Linked DNA regions of Mus musculus: regions 1 and 3 are each linked to region 2. Evidence: chromatin loops called from intact Hi-C (ENCODE). Cell type or tissue: left cerebral cortex. All regions are shown on one strand.

Region 1 (4,000 bases), 110 kb after region 2:
CCCTTCTCCTGCTCACAGCCATAGTCATTACGGATGGTTTTGAGCCACCATGTGGTTGCTGGGAATTGAACTCAGGACCTCTAGAAGACCAGTCAGTGCTCTTAACCGCTGAGCCATCCCACCAGCAGGCACATGGCACTGTTGACTCACAATACATGAAAATATTTTATACTTGGTTGTAAAGGTGGATGTGGCTCAGGCTGTCCTTGATCTCCTGATCCTACTGCCTCAGCCTCGTGGGTGCTGTACCATCAACCTAGTTTTGCTTTAAATATTTTTAAAAGGTTAAATAAGCTGGACGTGATGGCAAGGCCTATAACCCTAGCTATTCAGGGGGCCAAGATAGAGGGATAGCAGTTTCAAAGCCTGTCTGAGCTACAGAGCGAGTTTAAAGTCAGCCTGGACAATTCAAGGAGATCCTGTCTGGAAAAAAAAAGAAAGGAAGAAAGGAAGAAAGGAAGAAAGGAAGAAAGGAAGAAAGGAAGAAAGGAAGAAAGGAAGAAAGAAAGAAAGAAAGAAAGAAAGAAAGGAAGAAAGAAAGAAAGAAAGAAAGGAAGGAAGGAAGAAAGAAAGGAAGGAAGGAAGGAAGGAAGAAAGAAAGAAAGGAAGAAAGAAAGGAAGAAAGAAAGAAAGGAAGGAAGGAAGGAAGGAAGGAAGGAAGGAAGGAAGGAAGGAAGGAAGGAAGACAGACAGGTAGAGGACCTGGAATATCTAAGGCCTTTGGTTCAATCCCTAGCAATGAACAACAGTAAGTCAAATAAACAGAATAGATTACTTTTATGATAAACCACTACTTTCTATGGAAATGTAGTCTCACTTCTGTTTTGAGAAATGATTTGCCACGAAGGCCAAGTGTATTTGGAGCTGGTTCCTGAACAGACCTGGGGACACCCTTAGAGACTCAGCATGTAAGGAGGAAGAGAAGGCTTTATTAGAATCCCTGGGTGTGCTAGGTTGCCACCAAGGGTCTCTGCATGGAGCTTGAGCTCTGGCATGTCTAGCACAGCTCCTAGGTGATGCCCAGACCACTGGTCTGGGTACCACTTCTGGAGAACTAGGACAAACAGGAAAAAAAATCTTCCTTTTGGAACAGAGGCAGGCAATGTGAAGGTCTATGTGGGTATAGAGGTTTGGAAATAAAATTGGGGAAAAAAAAGGAAAGGAAAGCGAGGAACATAGAGATGACGAGCAGATCGGGCAGAACAAAGGGAAAAGTCGCACTCTATCACGGGTGCAAGTGGGGGGAGTTGCTAGGTGATGGATGAGGGAGAGAGGTGAGTTTCTACTGTAGGAAAAACCAGGTGAGAGGCAGGAGTTCTCCTGGAAATCTGCACGTTCCAGGAGGGAGAGGAGGTGGAATTTTTTCATTAAGGAGTGGGGAATGGTGTGGTTGGTCCTGGTGGGGTGGGGTGGGTGGGGTGGGGTGGAAATAGGCTAAGAGAGAGGTTCCTCAGTAGAGTAAGGGGACAGCCAAGACTTGGCAGAGAGGGGTAATTTCAGGGCCGTGTGGTTTGGCTTGGGAGTGCAGTGCAATAGAATTGGGAGAAAGGGGGTGGAATTTAGATGTGCGACCTGCCCCGTAGCTTTCTCCCTCTCTGCATTTATCACATCACATCACACCCAGCAAGACAGGCCCCCTCCTCCTGGCTCATTAGGAGATTTGATTCGGCTTGGCTCCTGCTGTCAGCAGCTGTCTGGGGCAAGATCTTTCTGCTCCCTGCTCCTCAGTGCAGCCTCCAGCCTCTCAGCCTTCCAGCCAGCAGCAGAGCTCATTAGGAAAGTCCCCTTCCCTGGATTTTCAGCCACTTGGTGGCCTGAAAAGAGTTAATACCTACTCTTGGCTGGGGGGCAGAGCAGCTGCTGTGGGCTGGGAGAGAGACTTCTCCCTGAGCTGCAGCCAAAGGAGCTGCAGGTTAGTGAGGCCGAAAGGAGGAAGGCGCAGGATGCATGCCAGGTCAGCTCTGCTTGGGGGCATCTCCTGTGTCCTGCCAATGAGGATGGGCGTGCAGACTGTGCCTGGGAGCTGAGCCGCCGCCTGCTGGGTGTAGGCTGCTTCAGTATTTACTGGATGTGACAAGCAGAGAGAAGAGCTTTTGGGGCCGCTTGCTGCCTGGCTCAAGTGGTGGGAGGTGTGTTGTACGTGCATGCTTATGTATATGTGTGTGCATGCGCGAGCTTAGGTGTCCCTGCAAACATGCCTTCCACCTGCCAAGGATTTCACTGCTAAAAGAAATATCTACTCTTCCTTTAGAGCTCCTTAACCCGGAGGAGCAAGCATCTCTGACCATCTACCTGGCAAAGACCTGCAGGCCATGAGGACCAGTCAACGACAGTAAGTATTGGCTCTGCCTTTCTTCTTTTTTTTTTCTGGGATGTTGGAAAGCTGGTTGCATTATACATATTTAATTAATCTGCCTCTTCATGCATACTGATTGCTTTCTCCCTGCTGAGCTTAATTTCTCTTCCCTTCTTTATAAATCTTTGCCTTTTCCCCCTCTTATGCCCCTTCTCCACCTTGAATGACATCTTTTTCTACGCTGTCTGCTCCAGTCACTTGTGACTTGGTGCCTCCTTCTAAGGATATATGCACTATGGGGGAAAGGGGGTGGGTGGGTGACATGTCCATCTTTGAACTTCTCAGGCTTTGGGTAACCCTTTCTTTATCTGTCCCTCATAAGTCAGTCTAGGGCTAAGTGGGATAAGAGCCCTGAGGGTTCTGGATCCTGGAATAGACAAAGCAGCTGGGGCAATGTCCAGCTGGTTCTGATTTGTGAGTCCAAAGCTGACCTCACTTAAGGGGTGACTTGGGAGGTGCTGAAGTTGTGGGGTGTGTGTGTGGGGGAGTTGGAGAGGAGACAACTGGATAGCACCAGCAAGCTAGAGTGGGCTGAGAGCAGGAAAGGGAGGGAAGAGAGACAGGCAGGGACAGAGCCAGTAGTCCCCTGCCCTGAACGACCTTGCCTGTGGTGTATATGGGTTGTGACCTCTGGTCTGCTCAGCTACAGAAAAATGAAGGCCCCTGGCAAGATCTTCCCCCACCTCCCCTGGGGATATATTTTATAAACAAGAGGAAATGAGGCGTAGGTGCCCCAGACATGTTTTCTGGAGACCCTTAGAGCTGTAAAGGGCTTTGATGGCCTCACTTCTGGAAAGCAGGTGCAATCCCAGTTAGGACAATGATTAAGGAAATGTCCCCTGTCGTTAGAGAACGTGACCCAGGGGGATGAGCCTTTACACGAAGCCTGATTTTTGTTGTTGTTTTCTGTTTTCAGTGTTAATAAAGTCATCCTTCCATGTGGCTACTGATATAATTACTCTTAAAGTGATTTGTAAAAGTATTTGTGACCTGCTCAGGGTAACACCAAAACCATTTAAATGGTGCAGCCACGCAGGATTCTTATTTATCCAAATTAGGTTTCTTTTAAAATGGATTCTACGTTTGGTGGCAGGGTTCCCCAGGGGAACCTTTTATGGATAGGTAGGTAGCTCTTCCTATCAGCTGTCTTTTGTGGGAATAATGGTCTGAAACACTGTCAGTGACACCCATGGGAAGGAGAGGCTATAAGCCAATCATCCTTCAGCCTCCATACCCCCTTCCCCTATTCCCAAATCTTCCCTGTCTTAGGTCAAGAAGGCTCCCCCCTAAATCCCCCCACCCCCTTATGAGCTAGAGTGACTTGCATATTCATTTCTTCAGCTTGTGTCTGGGATCCCTGCCAAGGAGCATGCCCAGTGGTAAGGGTGTCTGATGCCTTCCCTCCAAGTCCCTTCAACCCCCCTCCTTGCTCCCCTTTTCTCAAACCCTGGCTCATTTCCACCTGGGACAGGTGTCCTTGGAGGGAGGTGGGAACCAGAGTAGCATCCAATCAGACTATTTTGGAACAAGTGCTGACCTCTCCTCCCTGGTCTCTTCCAGGCTGGTCACTTGGGCATCGGTCTAGCGAGAGAAAGAGAACAGTAATTTTTGGGTTGCAGGCCCATGCCTCCCTAAGGGTACATG
Region 2 (4,000 bases):
GGTGGCCTTGAACTCACAGAGATCTGCTTGCTTGTCTGCTTCTGCTGGTATTAAAGGAGTGTGCTACCATACAAAGTTCAAAATAAATCTGTTTGTTTATTTTGAGACAGGGTCTTACTGTGTGGCCTTAACTCACGTGTAGACCAGGCTAGTCCCTAACTCACAGACTATGCCTATGCCCCATCCCCCTCAGCATGGGATTAAAGATAAGCATCACCGTGCCCTGCCCTGCAGATTTCTTCCCCACATTGCTCCAGAATCATCTTTAGTTTAGACAGGGTCTCTCAATTATGTAGCTCTGGATGTCCTGGAATTTACTATGTGGACCAGGTTGACCTCAAACTCTCAGAGATCCACCTGCCTCTGCTTCCTGAGTACCAGAATTAAAGGCGATCACTACACCTGGCATTCTTTTTTCATTATTAAATAAACTTTATCATTGTCATCATCATCATTATTATTATTCTCGAGAGCGCGTGTGTGTGTGTGTGTGTGTGTGTGCTTTATGAATGTGAGTAGGGAGGTCAGAGGTCAGAGGACAACTTGTGGAGGTTCTGGGGATAGTACTAAGATCATCACGCTGAGCCATCTCACTGATCCACAGAGCTCTTGGAACTGGCGTGACAGATGATTGTGAACCACCAAACCCCAGTCCTCTTTAAGAGCATCAAGTGCTCTAAATGGATGAGCCATCTCTTGAACCCCCTTGCTTCTTCTGCCTTGTAAATACTGTGCCATCTTTATTAAGTAGAATTAGCTCCTAGTCTGCTGGTCTTTCTTTAATTCCCCAGAGATCCCAAATTCTTGCCAAGACTGGGGTTTTCCATGCACCCAGGATATTCCATCCCTTCTGATGTAAGAGGGCTCTTATTTCAGACCTTTCCCCTTCAGGGGCTGCCTCCCTACCCTAACAGCCAATACCTCTTCTGATCACAGCTCAGTGTGTTTGGTCTCTCCTGTTCTGCGGGACACACGAGTCCCTACCCTCCACACATGGTTGAATTGGTATGGAATGCAGAACAGACATGACTAACAGCTCATGTGGCAGTCCTGTGGTCCCAGAACAACAGTCAGCTTAGTGGGAGAAGATTGACTCCCTGTAGCAGCTATTTCACCACAACAGGTGGCCAAGTGGGAAAATTTACAGCTTTGGAGGACTCGGAGGCCTGGTGTGCTCTTTCAGAGCAAAAGGGAGAATCCTAGCGTGGATTGAATCTGGAGGCCATTGCCTCACTGATGACCTGTGATATTCACACTTTTCTTTTTTTTTTTTTTTTTTTTAGTTTTTTTTTGAGACAGGGTTTCTCTGTATAGCCCTGGCTGTCCTGGAACTCACTCCGTAGACCAGGCTGGCCTCGAACTCAGAAATCCGCCTGCCTCTGTCTCCTGAGTGCTGGGATTAAAGGCATGTGCCATTATGCCTGGCCTAACCTTTTGACATCTGCGAAAACTGGTCACATACATTGCTTTGAGATAATCTTGTGGTTGGGAAAACTTTTGGAAATGTAGGCCTAATTTGATTATCAGCATGGGAGAGGACGAACATACAATTGGTTGTTAGCAGAAGAGAAAGCAATACTAATTTTGACTGGAGGAGTTTCTTTTATAATATTTAAGTAAACACAGAGGCAAAAGTCTCTTTTGAAGAATGCTCAGCATGTCCTAGCCAGTGTGTGAACCAATTATAGTCTACTTGACACTGCTTGGAAAAGTATCCCAAGGCGCATGGGCAATTATCAACACTGTATGGCAGAAGCCTACCACTAGATGGCAGTCTACTAGCAGAAATTGCTTCCCCCCTTTCTCCCTTCCTCCCTCTCTCCCTTTCTCCTTCCCTCCCTTCCTTTCTGAACTGCAAGTTTCTTGGAACTTTAGCAATCAATGAAAAGATTCGACCTGGAGAGATGGCTCAGTGGTTACAACTCTGGCTCTTCCAGAGGCCTCAGGTTCAATACCAGCACCTGTAGGGCAGTTTACGGTGATTTGTAACTCCAGCTCCTAAGGGATTCTGCATCATCTTCTGTCCCCTGCAGGCACCAGGCATGTACCTGGTGCACAGGCATTCATGCAGGCATAACACCCATATGTGCACAATAACACAACACATTTCCTCCAGACCACTGGTTCTCTGGGTTTTGAGCATAAGGGCTGAGGGTATAGCTCAGCTGTAAAATGGCATCCTAGTGTGTATTAAGCCACCGGCAGGACCTCCAGGACACCCCAAGTAAAAATGCAGTAGATGGAAGCTGTGTTAGGTGTGGTGACACACACCTGTAGCCCCAGGTCTTGTGAGCTGTAGGTAGGAAGATCAGGAGGACACAGACATCAAGGTCCAGGTAAGGCTGGACGACATGAGATCCTGTCTCTTCCTGTCTGGGTGTCTGTTCTTCTAAGCACCCCACCCCCTCACCCCGGCCCACCCCCCAGCCCCCCAGACCGGGTTTCTCTGTGTAGCCCTGGCTGTAGTGGAACTCTGTCTGTAGGCCAGGGTGTTCTTCAATTCAGAAATCTGCCTGCCTTTGCCTCCCAGGTGCTGAGATTAAAGACCTGGACCACCATGCCTGGCTGAGATGCTGTCTCAAAAAACAAACAAACAAACAAACAAACAAACAACCCCCCAAACACTCCGGACAGCACAGCCAGTGGAACTGACTTCTTGAGAAGCAGAAGATAATTGATGATCTCGAATGACTCCTAGGGTAAAGAGCCTGCCACCAATCTGATGATCAATTCCCAGGACTCACAGGGTGGAAGGAAAGAACCAAATTCCCCAGGTTGTCTTCTAACCTCCAAGTAGTATGGTGCACTCACACACACACACACACACACACACACACACACACACACACACACACACACACGCTAACAATTGAGTGCTAACTATGCAGGATCAGAGATCAGAGATTGCAGGCCTCTCCCAGCCCTTCAAGGAATTTAGCTGGTCCCCCACCTCTCACCCTCTACCTCCTTGCCTAAGCCTTCAGGACACTGCCAGCCTGTAGCCAGTGGGCATACTCAGATCCCAGCTCTCAGAACTGTGGGCAGTGCCCCCTTTGACCAGGTTCATCTGGGCCTGTGGCAAGCTCCCAGAATATTTGAGAGTCTTCCTCCTGTGTTCCATTCTCAGGCTAGACATCTTGCTATAGCCTGAATTGTGTTTCCTCTGAAAGAAAAGTCTAACTCAAATATTTGCTGTATTTATAGGTGGACCAGGAAGTCAGGGAAAAGCCAAACACAGAACAGTATTCATGTAGGCATCCCATCCGTGCAGAAGAGAAAATGCCTGTGCAGAGATACAACTCCGTATGCATTGGTACGTCTGGGGGCCAGGAGCTATGTACAAAGCATCCCACATTAGCAAACAAGTGGGTGCCGATCTGAGAGTGGGGAGACTCCCGACGCCCTTGGTATCTGTGCGTCGACCCTTTAATGACAGAGAGGTTTGGTGGGGATAGCGTTCCAGGGGATCCAAACAGCTGTGGGGAAGTACCACGTTGTGTTAATCGCCATCACCTGTCGGGGCCTCTGCCGAAGCACCCCTGATTCACTGTTTCTCTGGGAAAGGAACCAGAGGCAGAGTGTATGCTTTTGCTACTGGCTGAAGTGTTTCTTGTGTAGGTAGGTAGAATTTTCTTTTGCACAGCTCAAGGATTATCTTTTTTTTTTTTTTTTTTTCAGAATTTAGTTCTGGTCTTTGCCATCTGCTTACCTGACGTCAGCCTAGTCAAGCAATGTCCAACCGTCACTGGCTGTTTGAGCTCCTCTAGTTCTCAAGGAGGGAGACACCTACCTGAAGCCTCTCTCATCATTTAGGACCCACAATCGTCTCTTTTTGATGTTTATCTTGGGCTTCTAGGTTTTTTTTTTTTTTTTTTTCACTACCAGACAATCTAGGGTGTCTTGGGTTTTCTCTGTGCGGTCTGGGTCGGACCCACACTGCTCACGCTGTATTGGCTGTGCCTAGACCAACGTAGGGGAGAGCCTTTCTCTTTCTTGCAAA
Region 3 (4,000 bases), 190 kb after region 2:
TCACTTCTGAGTCTTACCGAACAAACTTTCCAAGTTGGGACTTCCAGCACCAGCCACCGAGACGGAGACCTAGGTTGTTTCCCTCTGCACTTGAGGTTTCTCCGGGAGAGAACTCTTTTAAGTATAATATTGTGTTCTGTTGTGTTGTGCCGATTGTCTCGCTGCTATTGTTATTTATTGTGGTTTGTTTGCCTGTACTGAAGAGCCTCAGCTGGAGCTGCTGCCTGATCACGCCTCCTCCCTACCAGACTCTACCTCTGCAAGCCTTGGGAATCACTGAGGGCTGGGGGGGGGGGGGAACGGGACACGGGACTCCCCACTGTGTTAATATTTATTTATTGTTAACAAAGGGAGCTGGGTTCCTTTATCAGCAGTGTATGTGATCACTGTTTTTCTGTTTGAGCATGTTATATTCTTGTAAAAAAACCTGAAAATAAAACTCAAAAATAATATCCCAATATTTCCCAGGACAGTATGGATGATATGAGGGTCCAGGGGAGTATGGAGGGCCTGTGGTATCACAGCTCTGGTGATTCTGTGGGATGGGGATACAGGACGGGGTGGGTGGCTGAAGGCACGAAAGGGTTGAGCTGGGTTTGAAAGGCTTTTGCAGGGTAGTCCACAAGGAGCCGGGCTTCTCCTCTGCCTGGTGCCTTCTGGGTCACATCAGTCCTGAAATCCTGCTCTTTGAGATTTCACTGCCTGAAAAGAGCCTGGCCCAGGCACATAGTAGTGAATGCCTGCAAGCCCTAGCTTTTAGGAGTTTGAGAATGGCCTTAGATTACATACTGAGATCTTGATTCAAAAGAAAAAAAAATTTAGCCAGGCGGTGGTGGCACACACCTTTAATCCCAGCACTCGGGAGGCAGAGGCAGGTGGATTTCTGAGTTTGAGGCCAGCCTGGTCTACAGAGTGAGTTCCAGGACAGCCAGGGATACACAGAGAAACCCTGTCTCAAAAAACCAACCAACCAACCAAACAAACAAAAACAACAACAAAAAAAGAAATTATGTGGTGTTATAGATATCTGCTTATACACAGATCTGACATGCTGTTGGGTTTCAGTTCTCCCCCAAGTCCTCTGTGTGATCAGAGTTCAAGTACTTGGTTGTAGAGACCCCTTAGAATTGCACCCTACACCTAGATCCAGGGTTCTCAGGTGATAGCAGGAGGGGTTCAGACACTGAGGGCTTAAGCAAAAATATGGGAACAAACAGGCAGGCTCTAACCTCATACCATCCAGACAACAGCTCGACCGGATCCTAAACGGGGGAGAGCATGTGTGGTGCAGCTGGTGCAGCTGGTGCAGCTGGTGCCGGAGGCCATCTGAGCTGTTACACTGTGGGGCGTTTGTCTATGTGAGATGGGTAGAGAGGCCCATGACCGGGGACGGGAGGGAGACAGGAGTGCCCAGGTACAATGAAACACTGTGGTGTGTGTGTCTGCTCCACACGCACACATCCCACGCTAAGCATGTGAAAGGCGGAAGACAATTTTCTGGAGTTGTTCTCGGCTTCTACCTTTTGGGTTTTGGGGGTTGATTTCAGGTGGTCAGCCTTGGCAGCAAGCACCTTTACCTGCTGAGCCATCTTGCTAGCCACAAGGCCCCGAATCCCTATTTTCCACGGCTGGAGATGTTTGCACACATAAAAACATGGCGATTCCTTAATGCGACAAAAGGTCATCACCTCCTTTTGCCAGACTAAAGACTCCTGCGTTATGCATGTTCTTGTCCCCAGTTTTCTGTATATTTTTATCTGCTGTTTGGAGCATTCCAGAACCCTGGATGATAACATGTAAGATGTGGGCATCAGTTAAGCCAGTATGTCACGGAGAACGCAACAGCCAAAGAAACCTAGGCCGGGGCAGTGCTTTCGAGGGCCGAGGAAGGCCAGACGATCCCTTGCGCTCTGCTGCCCTCCTGTGGCTATAACTATGTATTGTCTTAGGTTTGTCTGACTTCTATAGACTATTTATCTATGTTTAATTATGTGTGCAGGTGTGTGGCTTTGTGCCCATGAACGCAGGCGCCTGAAGCTGGGATGAAAGGTGGACATGAGTCGCTCAATGTGGGTTCTGGGAACCGAACTCGGGTCCTCTAGAATAGATGTATTCTTAACAGCGGAACCGCCCTCTCCAGCCTGAATTTCTTTCAGTTTCAAAAGCTTTGCTTTTCCCCGTGGAATTCTATGTCATGGCTAGAATTTGTTGTTTATTAATTCATTTTTGGTGAACATTCAAAATTATGAAATTGGAATTATTAACACAATTCCTAACACAGTCAGTGTCTATAGGAGTTATGGCAAGATTTCCTTAGTTCTTTTAGGGCTAAAATTTATCTTCCAATCTGGAAGGTCTTAGTTAAAGAGACTGTTCAGGGATCCAGGGTCTATGAGGTGTAAATTCAAGGCAGATAGAATGCTTGAAATTGGTCCAGGAGAAGAAAGAGAAGGCCGAAGTTAGGTATCCGATCCTAAGTTAAGTAGTTGATGCTAAGGGTGAGAGATGCAAGGGGCTTAGGTGCTATATTACAGGGTAGAGTTACCTTCAGGGGACAAAGGCAGGCAGGCAAAGCTTGCAGCCTTTCCCCTCACATCTTGGCAGTACCTGGAAGATGCTGCACACTCAAGGGGAGGGGCTTCACCCTTCAGTTACGCCTGCAGGAAATACTCTCAGAGACCCACCCAGAGCCTTTCTCTTTGCTAATATCCTATGCAATCAGGTGACCGCTGAGACTAACTGGCACAGTCACAGATTCAGGCACTGACTTAGACTTTGAGTAAAGCAAGAATCTGTGGATCTTTAAAAAAATTTTTTTTTCTTTTTACATCAAGCACCCATTTAAGGGAGAATTTTCATTTTAGCCATTCACAGGACAGCTCACAGAAAGCATGGAGCAATATTTAGAGCCACACGACTGACTTTAATCTGGTGTCTGCAGGTTGCTAATCAGTATGTTTCTCAATTTCTCAGGCTCTCACTTTGTATTATAAAATGTGACTATAAATAGTATTGGCTTCAGAGAGGTTTTGTGATGACAGAAAATGTGTGAAAAGTGTGTGTTAGACGGCTTGGTGACATGCTCAAAAACAGCAAACACTTGTCTGCGGCAGATACTGCTCTAAATACTCGGCATATGTTAATTCCTGTAATTCCTGTAAGAATCCTATAACATTAAAGACATAGAAGCCAGAGCGTTTATGTGAATCACTCCAATAAATGTAAAGAGATACCAGTCAGCTGGAGCTGCATAGCAGCCAGCCCAGACCACTCACACATTGCAGATAGGAGAAGGTCAACCTTCTACTGGTACAACGTTACAGCACTGGCTTCTACCCAAGTTCCCAGAAGGGTTTGGTAAGCTAAGTGCGAGTCTGGATGTGAGCCGGAAGTCTGATGTTCTTTTTGGTCAAAGGAAGGATCGAGGATACCACAGTGGGAAGTGGTTCAGGAGGAAGAGGGAAAATGCCCTTACATTTGCGTTGGCCGTTTGTTTCCTCTCCGTGTATCCAGTCCAGGTTTCCCACTCACTCCTGTGCCTGCTGTCTACCCTTGGTAAATTATTCCTTCAAAGTTTAAATCCCACCCAGAAGAGATCTTTGGTTCAAGATGGTCCAAGGGAAGTCATGGTTCCTGTCTTAGACTCTCCTGTCATACAGATCTGTCCTCCTCCATGCAGATCTGTCCCAGCATTTGTCCCTCCCCAAAGCAGACAGCTGGTACCAGGTGCCCCTCCCCCCATGCTCACGTGATGTGACAGCTAAAGAATTACTGTGTTTTCTTCACAAGGGGGACTTATACTTCCTGCCCTGGCCTTGATCCAGAGTTGAGTTTTCTGGTGGAATCTGATGGATGCCTTCCTCTGTTAATTACTGGGTCTCTCATCCTTTATGTGTTTATAGTTTAGGATTTTATTATAGGCACATTTTGTATTATAAGTGGCCTCAAATCATTTTTAGAATTGGGCTTTGGAAATCATAAAAAATAAATAAAAAGTAAC

Evidence for each region. Peaks named below come from ENCODE experiments on the same cell type or tissue, not always from the same donor. Only the 100,000 strongest peaks of a DNase experiment are listed, where the experiment ranks them.
Region 1: it touches region 2 in a loop (2.8-fold over the local background); 7 of 42 quality-filtered maps call a loop at or near these places.
Region 3: a loop joins it to region 2, with 5 times the contacts of the local background. A loop is called at or near these places in 41 of 42 quality-filtered maps.

The regions. Positions count from the first base shown.
Region 1 is chr1:153,663,585-153,667,584 of GRCm38, forward strand. It overlaps Rgs8 (regulator of G-protein signaling 8), which reads left to right. Exons shown (of 7, transcript NM_026380.3): 2 at 2,252-2,332. Among named protein-coding and RNA genes, the nearest start is that of Rgs8, 13 kb to the left of the region's middle. In left cerebral cortex, a CTCF peak has its summit at 2,030; DNase peaks (open chromatin) are centred at 1,685 and 2,060; H3K4me3 peaks cover 1,616 bases; H3K27ac peaks cover 1,750 bases.
Region 2 is chr1:153,555,347-153,559,346 of GRCm38, forward strand. No RefSeq gene overlaps it. Among named protein-coding and RNA genes, the nearest start is that of Npl, 7.6 kb to the left of the region's middle. In left cerebral cortex, a CTCF peak has its summit at 1,752 (motif pointing right); a DNase peak (open chromatin) is centred at 1,755.
Region 3 is chr1:153,745,009-153,749,008 of GRCm38, forward strand. Rgs16 (regulator of G-protein signaling 16) reads left to right here. Exons shown (of 5, transcript NM_011267.3): 5 at 1-460. Among named protein-coding and RNA genes, the nearest start is that of Rnasel, 2.4 kb to the right of the region's middle. In left cerebral cortex, a CTCF peak has its summit at 1,928 (motif pointing left); DNase peaks (open chromatin) are centred at 1,918 and 3,746.